Regions from separate parts of the Homo sapiens genome. Here all the other regions are linked to region 2. Evidence: chromatin contacts called from ENCODE Hi-C or POLR2A ChIA-PET data. All regions are on one chromosome and are shown on one strand. The core of a region is the stretch at or near the end of the contact, and the rest is flanking DNA. Distances in the headings are between cores, read along the strand shown.

Evidence for each region. Hi-C counts contacts between places; a loop is a spot of excess contacts on that map. ChIA-PET counts read pairs that join two places held with the same protein, here RNA polymerase II (POLR2A). Pooled maps may share reads with other maps.
Region 1: a loop to region 2 is called in a map with no recorded cell type, with 4 times the contacts of the local background. The contact joins two enhancer-like sites. A Hi-C loop is called at or near these places in 5 of 168 maps with a recorded cell type or tissue (HCT116, IMR-90, chondrocyte and 2 more), 12 of 37 single-sample maps with no recorded cell type and 14 of 50 pooled maps. POLR2A ChIA-PET finds 5 or more read pairs at or near these places in 1 of 52 experiments (RWPE1).
Region 3: a loop to region 2 is called in a pooled map, with 7 times the contacts of the local background. The contact joins two enhancer-like sites. A Hi-C loop is called at or near these places in 6 of 168 maps with a recorded cell type or tissue (HCT116, IMR-90, chondrocyte and 3 more), 9 of 37 single-sample maps with no recorded cell type and 9 of 50 pooled maps.

The regions. Positions count from the first base shown.
Region 1 is chr10:124,969,050-124,972,547 of GRCh38, forward strand. It overlaps ZRANB1 (zinc finger RANBP2-type containing 1), which reads left to right. Exons shown (of 9, transcript NM_017580.3): 3 at 2,916-3,069. Among named protein-coding and RNA genes, the nearest start is that of ZRANB1, 29 kb to the left of the region's middle. RefSeq lists enhancers at 1,503-1,682, 1,773-1,872. Within about 2 kb of position 1,987, at least 7 of the 41 ENCODE cell types and tissues checked have a DNase peak (open chromatin) inside an H3K27ac peak, as active enhancers do.
Region 2 is chr10:124,532,755-124,536,088 of GRCh38, forward strand. All of the region lies in intron 6 of LHPP (phospholysine phosphohistidine inorganic pyrophosphate phosphatase), which reads left to right. Among named protein-coding and RNA genes, the nearest start is that of LHPP, 73 kb to the left of the region's middle. RefSeq lists enhancers at 339-872, 873-1,405. Within about 2 kb of position 1,642, at least 8 of the 41 ENCODE cell types and tissues checked have a DNase peak (open chromatin) inside an H3K27ac peak, as active enhancers do.
Region 3 is chr10:124,990,877-124,994,106 of GRCh38, forward strand. It overlaps CTBP2 (C-terminal binding protein 2), which reads right to left. Exons shown (of 11, transcript NM_001329.4): 8 at 2,979-3,109; 9 at 2,326-2,453; 10 at 1,819-1,936. Among named protein-coding and RNA genes, the nearest start is that of MIR4296, 40 kb to the right of the region's middle. Within about 2 kb of position 1,780, at least 10 of the 41 ENCODE cell types and tissues checked have a DNase peak (open chromatin) inside an H3K27ac peak, as active enhancers do.

The DNA.
Region 1 (3,498 bases), core at 737-3,236, 440 kb after region 2:
GCCCACTCAGGTGGCTTTTGGCAGGAGGCTTCAATACTGTGCCATGCAGGCCTGTCTACAGGGATGCTCATGATACAGCAGCTGGTTTTACCCCCAACAAGTGATCCAAGAGAGGCACAGAGTACAAGAGAGTGATCCAGTGTCTTTGAAACCTGCAGTGTCTTTTATAAATTGATTTAGGAAGCAACATACCATTACTTTTGCTGTATTCCGTGGGACGTGTAGAACAACCCTGGAACAGCGTGGGAGAGGTGGAGGGGATTTGTTCCAGGCAAAGAGCAAAATTGGTCATGGATTCAGTCTCCATGGAGTAAATACTCCAAAGGACAGAATTAAAGGGGCCAGTAGGGAGACTGGAAGTGGGGGAGTCTGGACTAAGTCTAGACTAAGGGGGTGTGTTGCAGAGAATGCTCAGCCAAGTTCTTTTGGAATGAGAACAGGAGAACATTAGAGTTGGGGATATGTATGTGGGGCAGGAATTTTCATCGGTTTCTGTGTCATGGACCATGTTGGTAGTTTCATGAAACTTATGGACTCCTTCCCAGAATACTGTTTTTAAATACAAAAAATAAGAAGTAAATGAGATTACAAAGGAAATCAGTTGTATTGAAGTAATAGCTACCAAAATACTAAACTAAATTTGTGATATATAAGAAAATACATTTTAATATAGGTAAAAAGTTGGGGATAATTGATTTAACTTGAATTAAAACCAAATTCCCATTAAAGTACATGGACCATTCCCAAGATCATGGACCCTAAGTTAAGAACTCCCAGCCTACGGAGATGGTTGAGAACCATAAGGTTGAAGGAGGTGAGAAGGTGAGTGGCAGGCTTCAGGGGCACATCCTGCTTAAGGATGGTGGTGGAAGGGGTTGTTTGGGGGCTAAGTTTCTTTTAGAATGTTTGTGGTAGTCAGGGTCCAGTCCAGGTGGTTTTTGGAAAGGTCTTTCCAGGTTTTTGGAAAGGGCCTGAGAGCTAGCTGATGGGAATAAGCTATTTTTGAATTTACTTTGGGGGAGCCATTTTAACTATGTTACTTGAGAAATAGTCAATTATATTCTGAAAATATTTAATATTTGGTTTTCCATGTTTGAGTGTTGACTAATGGTTGGGCTCATGGAGTTAAGATATAGTGAGAATTTTCATGGTTAATGGTAATCTTGGCCAATAAAGTCTAGTTGAACTGAATTTCCACGTAGGAGTTTTTAAATTTTTTATTTTTTTCTTTTCTTTTGAGACAGACTTTCTCTCTGTTGCCCAGGGGAGTGATCATGGCTCACTGCAGCCTTGACCTCCCTGGCTCAAGTGATCCTCTCACCTTTCAGCCTCCCCAGTAGCTGGGACTACTGGTGCATGCCACTAATGCCTAGCTAATATTTTGGGGTTTTTTGTAGAGGCAGAGTTTCATTATGTTGCCCAGGCTGGTCTTGAATTCCTGAGCTCAAATGATCCTCCTGCCTTGGCCTCACACAGTGCTGGGATTACAGGTGTGAGCCACTGCACCAAGCTGCAGTTTCAGAATAGGGAGTCAGGTAACTGTGCTGGGTATGCAGGGTTTTTGAAATATTATTTCTTTAATAGCAATAGCAGTTAGTTGTCTGCATATATGATGTAGATAACATTATCATTAAACCTTACTCTTTGAGAAGAAGAAGAAGGGGCTGGAAGACCTGTTGCTTCACACCCCACTGTGGCTGGAAGGCTACCTTTGGGATAATCGTCCAGGTTGGTGACATCAGGGAACAGGCTCACTGTGGGTTCCCACGGTATTCTCTTTGGGGTTTTTTTTTTTTTTTTTTTTTTTTGGCAGAGTCTCTCTCTGTCACCCTGGCTGGAGTGCAGTGGCGCGTTCTCAGCTCATTTCAACTTCCTCCTCCCGGGTTCAAGTGATTCTCATGCCTCAGCCTTCCAAATAGCTGAGACTACAGCTAATTTTTGTAGTAGTATTTTTAGTAGAGACAGGGTTTCATCATGTTGGCCAGGCTGGTCTCAAACTGCTGAGCCGAAGCAATCCACCCGCCTCGGCCTCCCAGAGTTGGTGGGATCACAGGCGTGAGCCATTGTGCCTGGCCTTGAATTCTGTTTGTTACTCGCAGATGCTCAACTGTGATTTTAGAATTCTGTGTATGTATTTTTATTTAGCTCCACAAACTAGATATGACTGAAATGTGAGGTTAAATTAAATCTTTGCAACATTTGTTGCTATTTAGCATTTTAAAAAGAATAAAAAAATAACAAAAGAAAGTTCTAGCCTTCTTTGGTTTGTTGTTTTCTTGCTTAGAGGCCTGTGCAGTAGTGCTCCCATCTCACTCCTGTCAGGCTGAGCTTCAGAGGTTGGCAGTCTGTGTTTAAACTTGCAGATGCCAAATGCTTTTTTAAAAACTCAAGAGTGGTAACAAATGGAGAGGAAGAAAGGGCTTGAGGTCAGTGGGAACTAACCCTTTAAATACCGTGCTTTTTTTAAGTCCAAGTTAGGGTACTTGAAACTTGTGGTGTGGGAGAAGAGTATTTGCAGTTTCCCTTTATCAGCTGTGATTCTCTGCTTCTAAAGAATGTTTTTATTGTGTGCACGATGGTTAGTCTACTGAGGTTTTCTGTCCTCTCTCCTCTTCCTGTGATGTGTCTATGAACAACACCCTTTTCCATACATTTTTATGTGCATCTTTGAGTATTTCCTTGTGATAAATTCTTAAAGAGAATTACTGAATCAGAGGATAAAACATTTTTGTGACTGTTACTGAAAACTTATTCTGGTATATACTTTCATTGGTAAGGAAATAATACCAGTGTATTTTAAGATTAAAGAAAACCTTGAGTTATTGGGAAATTTTGCTGATTTCTTTTAAATACTGTTGTTTTCTGCTTCCACTTATGATACATGAGATGAGAGGAAGGTTTCTTTTGTATTTAAGGTGTCTCAACAAGCAGCAAAGTGTATTCCAGCAATGGTGTGTCCTGAACTGACAGAACAAATCCGGAGAGAGATAGCTGCCTCTCTTCATCAGAGAAAGGGGGATTTTGCTTGCTATTTTCTGACTGACCTTGTAACATTTACATTGCCAGCAGGTAACTCCAAAATCTAACGTAAAAAGACTTTTTTATTTTATTATAGTTACATTTGTGTATGTAGGTGAAAAATGTTTCTGTTAGAAAGCACATAACATAGCTACTGTATGTGCATCTTAAATTACTTGACTGTCTTATATATGCTGGAAGTGAGCATACAGAGGATTACTTGTTAGGAAATGCGTCTGCTATCTGAGAGGAAGACAGCAGTTGATAGTAACGGATTTCTTTGTGGACCTCAGATTATTTTTTAAAAATCTGTTGTACTCTTTTATTTTTCTCTTTGGTTTTATTTTAGAATATCCTTTAAAAAAATCTCCTTTGAAAAATTTTCCCTTTTCATGCTTGTGTGTTATTTGAAATTAGATAGCTATATTGGTTACCTGGTATTAAGAGATGGGATTAGAACATGAGCTTTTGATGGGTAGA
Region 2 (3,334 bases), core at 392-2,891:
GACTCACCCAGCATCACCCAGCTGGTAAGGGTGTAGCAGGACAGTGCCAGCATGTCTGTCCCAACTGTCCCTATGGCCCCTATGGAAGATTAGCTATGTGGTGGCAAAGTGTCCCGAGGAAGGGGCATTCTGGGATGTTCAGGTGCTCGACTGGGCTGGGACTTGTACTTTGGAAATGAGAAGAAGCCCAGGCTCAAATCTTTGCCCCACTGCTTGCTGGCAGGAAGACCACTGAGCCTCAGTTTTCTCATCTGTAAAATGGACTTATTTTGGACTTACTTCCCAGGTATCCTCAGCACCTTTATTACAGGAGCTCCATTAATACATGGCTGCAGGAGGTAGTTCAGGGAAGCAATGGGAGTGGAATGCTGGGTGCATCACGGCCTGGGGTTGTCAGCCTGGCCTCTGCAGGCATCTGAGATATTCCTGAGGGCAGATTCAGCCAGGCCAACACTTCTGGATAGAACCACAGGGCCATAAACTGAGACCATTGAGGGAGACTGCTTGGCTTGGAAAACTCGCCCAGGGACCATGTGCTCTGATTTGCAAAATGCACCCCCCAGAGCGGCTTCCTGCCTTCACTTTGTGCAGAGTTGGGGGCGGCAGGGGCGTGGGGGGTTGGATGGACCATGTCACCCAAAAGTTTGTGTCCTCGGATGGGGAGGGGAGAGCGTCTGCCCAAGCACAGCCTGGAGGCTTCCCTTACTTCCGATGACCTTGTGGCAGTCAGTGTCACCCGGACAGAGTGTGGCACGCCTTGGGGACCAGCCCCTCCCAGAAGGATAGGCGCTTGATTGGAAACGTTGACTTTTCATTTAAATAAGTAAAGGTCAAGGCCTACTGCATGGCGAGGAGGAGATGGCTCTTCCCTGCCTCTGTCCTCCCTTACCCCCGTGTGAGTGGACAAACCCCCCGTCCTCACCCAGGTGGCCCGCTTCTGCCACCCGCACTATATCCAAGACACAGCCCAGCTTTGCAGGCACTTGCCGTGTGCTCCGCAGTGTGCAGGGTGATGAGATGAACAAGACCATGTGGCCTGAAGGGTCCCACGCTGCAGAGGGCCCCAGCCCAGGGCCAGACCCCAAGTGTGTGCCTGGAGTGACTCAGGGGTGCGCGAGGAGGACTCAGTGGGATATGGAATGCAGGGGCTGAGGCATAGGGAGTGACACAGGGGCTCAGGGCTTTCCCATGAGTCGAGGCTCATTGGGTTGGCAGGGACCACATCTGCCCTGGTCGATGCCCTGCCCATGCAGGCTCTAACGGCAGAGTTTGGGGATTGGGGCGGGGGATGCAGGGGGCCTGGGGTGGGGAGCTTGGGGGCAGTGGGCCAGGCAAAGCAGAGCCCTTTGCTGTGTTGGAAACCCCTCAGAGGCCCTAGGCGTGATAAGTGAGTGTGACGCAGGAGAGTCTCTCTGCATGGGCCACCCACAATTGCAGAGAAGACGCCCTGCATGTCATAGGCTTGGCGGCCCATGCCGGGAATTTGGCATGGCCGTCTTTCCTCCGGTGCTGGGGAGCTCAGCAGCTGGAGGCAGATGCTGGATTGTCTTTCTCTACCGCAGCAGGGCAGGTAGCTTGTCTTTTAGTTTGTTTTGTTAGTCTCCTGTATCTGTGACTCTGCAGAGAGCCAACGGCAGGAAGAGGGCAGCACCGGCACGTCGGAGGCCGAGGACGGCTTAGACGGGAGGTCCGGAGGCTCTCAGCCTGACCAGCCCTGGCCTAGGGCCGGGGAAAGGCCTGGGCTTTGGGGTCAAGGGCAGGGGATGAGATCTCAGACCCACGACCTAACCATTGACCTGCCTGGGCCACTTCACCCCTGCATGCTTCCTTCCCTGTCTGTAAAAGCGGATCACGTGAGGGGCCTTGCAGGAAGCTCTGAGGCCCAGTGAGGCCCCCGGGAGACAGGCGAGACCGCTGTGAGCGCCCGTCCTTCCCGCCCGGTGCCTGGCAGGTTCCTATGCGCTCTCGGGGCTTCGGGCTGGGGCCCTGCTGCGGCGAGGGGGGTGCTCCCCAGGCTGGCGCTGTCGGTGGTGTGGCTTTGGCTGACACGAGGTGGAGAGGATCTTGTTGACCTGACCGTATAAAGTAGCAGTGAGGCCTTACAAGTAGTTCTAGGCCTGGAAAGGAAAGGGAAAGAAAGAGCAATGGAATCTGGTATTTTCTCAGGTGTCCTGGACTCCATCTGAAAGATTTCGCCATGGGAAACATTCCTTCCTGGGTCCTCGGCGCCTATTGTTACAGCACGCAGGCACCCGGGCTGTGGCCTAGGGGTGAAACCTCTCTCGATTGTGTGGCCATAGGTGGTTACTTAACTTCTCTGTGCCTCAGCGTTGCCACTGTGTGTGGCGATAGCAACATGTCTTCTTCCTAAGGTTGTTGGGAAAACACTGATCGCAACAGTGACAGATGCAGGACCCACTCCACCAGAAATTGTTCCATGAGCTTGTTTACCCACCAGACGCCTGTATGAGAGAGAACTGACATCGTCCTCACTTTGCAGAGAGGTTAAGTAACTTGCCTAAGGTCACACAGCCTTTGAACCCTGGGAGTCGAACTCCGTCATCTATGCTCTGAACCACTCTGCCACATGTGGTGGTTACTGTCAGTTCCATTTGTTTCCACACAGCTTTAAGTTAGTCCTGTGGTTTGCTTTTATTTTATTTTTAAGACATGGTCTTGCTCTGTCACCCAGGCTGGAGTGCAGTGGTGCAATCATAGCTCACTGCAGCCTCGACTTCTGATGAGATTCTCGCATCTCAGCCTCCCAAGTAGCCGGGACTATAGGCACATGCCACAATGCCTGGCTAATTAAAAAAACATTTTTTTTTTTTTTGTAGAGACAAAGCTGTTGCTATGTTGCCCAAGCTGGTCTTAAACTCCTGGCCTCAAGTGATTCTCCCACATCGGGATCCCAAAGTGCTGGAATTAGCTTGGCGTGAGCCGCCATGCCTGGCCTAGTCTGGTGGGTGTTTAAACCTTGCTGGCCTTTAGGGGTGCATGCTGTGAAGACCTGTGGGCCAGAGGCCAGGTATCAGGAGGAGACACTCAGGCCTGTTGAATCAGCTCAGTGCCACAGGGCTGCAAGAGCAGCTGCTTCAGGCTCCTCAGGCCGTGGGCCCCTGAGCACCAGTTCTGCTCTGCTCCCTCAGGGGAACTGGGGAGATCAAGGTGGGGCCCCTGGACCTCCCCTAATTCAGCCAGAGAAGCTCTCATCTCTTCCGGGGTCCCAGGCAGGATTCCCCTGGGCTGGGGTGGGAGGTTCTGCTGCTTTAAAACCACTGGAAAGGCTTGAGAACCAGTGATCTTCTGCCCTGTTACAGACGCGGAAGCCGGG
Region 3 (3,230 bases), core at 530-3,029, 460 kb after region 2:
ACCATGCTGGCAGCCTCATCTCAGACTTCCAGCCTCCAGAACTGCGAGCAAGGCATTTCTTTACAAGCCACCCAGTCTATGCTACTCAATTATGGCAGCCAGAACTCACTAAGCTTTCTAGGCTGGTTGGCTATATACTCCCATGGCCTGAGATGGGAAGTGGTATGCTTGCTGGCTGTTGGCTGGGGGCCCGCCTTCCTCGGAACGCCCAGGCTCGGGCTGGTTTTATATTGCAAGCACGAAGTGCTGTGTGAGGACACACTGCATTCGCCAACCACAGAACACAGGGTCCTCGGGCAAAGTGGGACTCAGTGTATTCACACAGACTTATCATCCATCCAGGTAGAGGAGGAGGCATCTCACTATGGTAGCCACCCCACCCCCAGCTCCTGGCCTGCCATCCTGTCACCAAGACCTTCAGAAGGACTCTGGTCATTAGGGTCCCTTCCTCAGTGCACACATACTGTTCTAGGGGGCCTAAGAGCCCCAGCTTACGTGAAGGATAAATAACAATGGAGACATGGAAGAGGTGGGCCCCCAGCTCCACCCAACAGGGGAATCTGGTGCTGTGATAGGCTCAAAATACTTTTGAGGGCCAAAAGGACGGGGCTGGATGAAATGTGAAGACAGCCATGTGACCTGCAAGCACCGGCATAGCTTCTTCAAGAGTGTCAGAGCCTTCATTACACAAACTGAATGCACCCTGGTCGTCACTGTGGCTACAGCAGGGGACATGTGGCTGGAGACATTCTCAATCATCATGAGTGGGAGTGGGAGGTGCTACTGGCATCCCGTGGGTAGAGGCCAGGGATGCCGCTGAACGTCCTACAATGCACAGGACAGGCCAGGCCTCCTACGAGAGAATGAAGAGAATGATCTGGCCCCAAATATACTTATTGCCAAGAGCTAGAAACCCTGGTTTAGAATATGCAAAAATTTTTCTTAAGATTCAAGGCTGCAACTTCATTCATTTATGCATGAGGGGGCTACTGATTTTCCTGGGAAGCCAGCAATAATGGGGGGGGGGGTGTGGGAGAAAACCGATTCGTGCATGGAAAATACCACAAAAGGAACCCCTTCTCCCTGTGAGGGCTCCTGTCTTTCCCCCACTCTGCGTTCCCAAACATGGCTCCAGTTTCTCAGCTGACCCAAACTACAGGTATCATTTTTAGTGTGTGGACAAGGTCATCATCCTGAGTTGATTGTACTATCCTGAGTTGACTGTACCAGAATGCCTTCTGTGGACATAAGATTCAAATTGGAAAATGAACTTGCTCACAGGCCTTTGCACTTGAACATCTTATCTACGTATACCTTTCTCTTTGAGAAGCCCTTTTTTTTTTTTTTTTTTTGGTGGTGGGGTGGGGTCGGGGGGTAGCAGCATTGTCTCACTCTGTGGCCTAGGCTGGAGTGCAGTGGGTGATCTCGGCTCACTGCAATCTCCACCTCCCAGCTTCAAGCACCTCTCCCACCTCAGCCTCCCTAGCAGCTGAGACTGCAGGTGTGCGCCACCACACGTGACTGGGAAGCCTTCTGGTTTTAAGATGGCTTTAGAATGAAAGGCAGTTCCTAGCACCTGTGGTCAATCACATCTGACCGAACACACCCCCTTTTAAAATAGGAGCTTCTGTTTGTTCCATGAAATTAGGCATTGGAAGAAATGGGGGCGGTGTACACAGTTCCTGCTGAGAAGGCTGATTGTTCTGACCCTGACTTAGCATCTGCGGGAGGTTAAGCTTCCGCCAAGTTTGGGCTTCTCTCCCTGGCCCCGGGGCCGTGGTGCTCACAAGCTGAGACAAAGTCAGTTCCTTTTCTCACCTGTATGTGGCACCATTGAGCTCAGGATGAATTGCTTGCTGGTCTATTACTGACCAAGGCGCTGATGTGACAAAGAATTCCTTGTTCACACAATTTCTTAAGCTTTCTGGGATGCGACCTAGGGTAAGATGATTAAAATTAATCATATTATTTTTACAAATCACAGTAAGTTCAACATTACACCTGTAGCTGCTTATGTGGGGAAATAAGCATTTGTAAAAATGTAGAACATCCAAAGGCCCAAGTGCTTGAGCTCTTCAACACTGACCTTCAGCCTCTGTGTGCCCCCCGACCCCCGAGTTTATAATGTCTGGGACTAAAGGGAATGGTTCCCTCTGTGAAGTTTAGTTCAGGGCTTACGTAAATAAACAGGGCCCAACTCATATAAATTTGATGCTAAAAGTGAATTCTACCTGTCGAGAGCTGCCTGTAGCCAGCAGGACAGGAGCCGGCTGCACTGTGGAGCTGAGGCTGCCCTTGGCAGGCCAGAGGCACGGAGGGGCTCACCTGTGATGGCTCGGCGGATCTCGGTGGCAGCTGCCTCCCTCATCTCCAGTGACGCCTGCTCACTGTACCAGGCAGTGTGAGGAGTGCAGATGAGATTCGGGGCATCTTTCAACGGACCCTGAGCAAAGCTAGAAAAATGTAGAAAAAACAGAGTAAGCGGGAAATGTCGCATACGCTCCCTGCCCTCCTCAGCACAAGGGAGCTCTTGGCCATGTAGAAAAGTAGCTACATAGATAGCATGGATACAGGAACATCTGTGATGATATTTTATGAAGGCTGGGAATTTTTGAATGTAATTATCAAAGTTGTGTAAGAACCGTATAATTGGTAGATCAAAAAGCCCAATTCTATTGAAGGCTTGTCCTGCTGTAATCCAGGGCAGAGATGATGCCTGTCTGTCTGAAGACCAGAACCACTGCCACACCCCCACCAATTTTCTGCCTCTCCTTTCCCTGATGACCTCTGGGAAACTTCCAGCCCTTTTACAATTAGAATACAGCACAATCCTTAGAAGAACAGAGACTGTAAATGTCATCTCTGGAGTTTCCTGCCCAGGGACCTGTTTGGGAAAAGGGCCTCGAGTTCAAAGTGTGGGGGTCAGGTGTGGAGCTGGGCCCTGTGGGCTCCTGGTAGGCGGCTGGGGCAACACGCACCTGAAGGGCTCTGACTCATGCACGTCGAGGGCTGCCCCTCGTATCCTGCCCTCCTTGAGGGCTTGTGCTAAGGCTTTCTCGTCCACCAGGCCGCCACGGGCTGCGTTCACAAGGAATGCTCCCTGCCTCATCTGTGGAAGGAAAGAAAAGCCGGTTACAGGCACACTGGCATGGTGGAAGACTCTTGTACCAAGGTTTAAAGAAGAAAGCTGCAAGCTAGTTTTGTTGGTCTGGTGGTTTAATGTGTGTGCT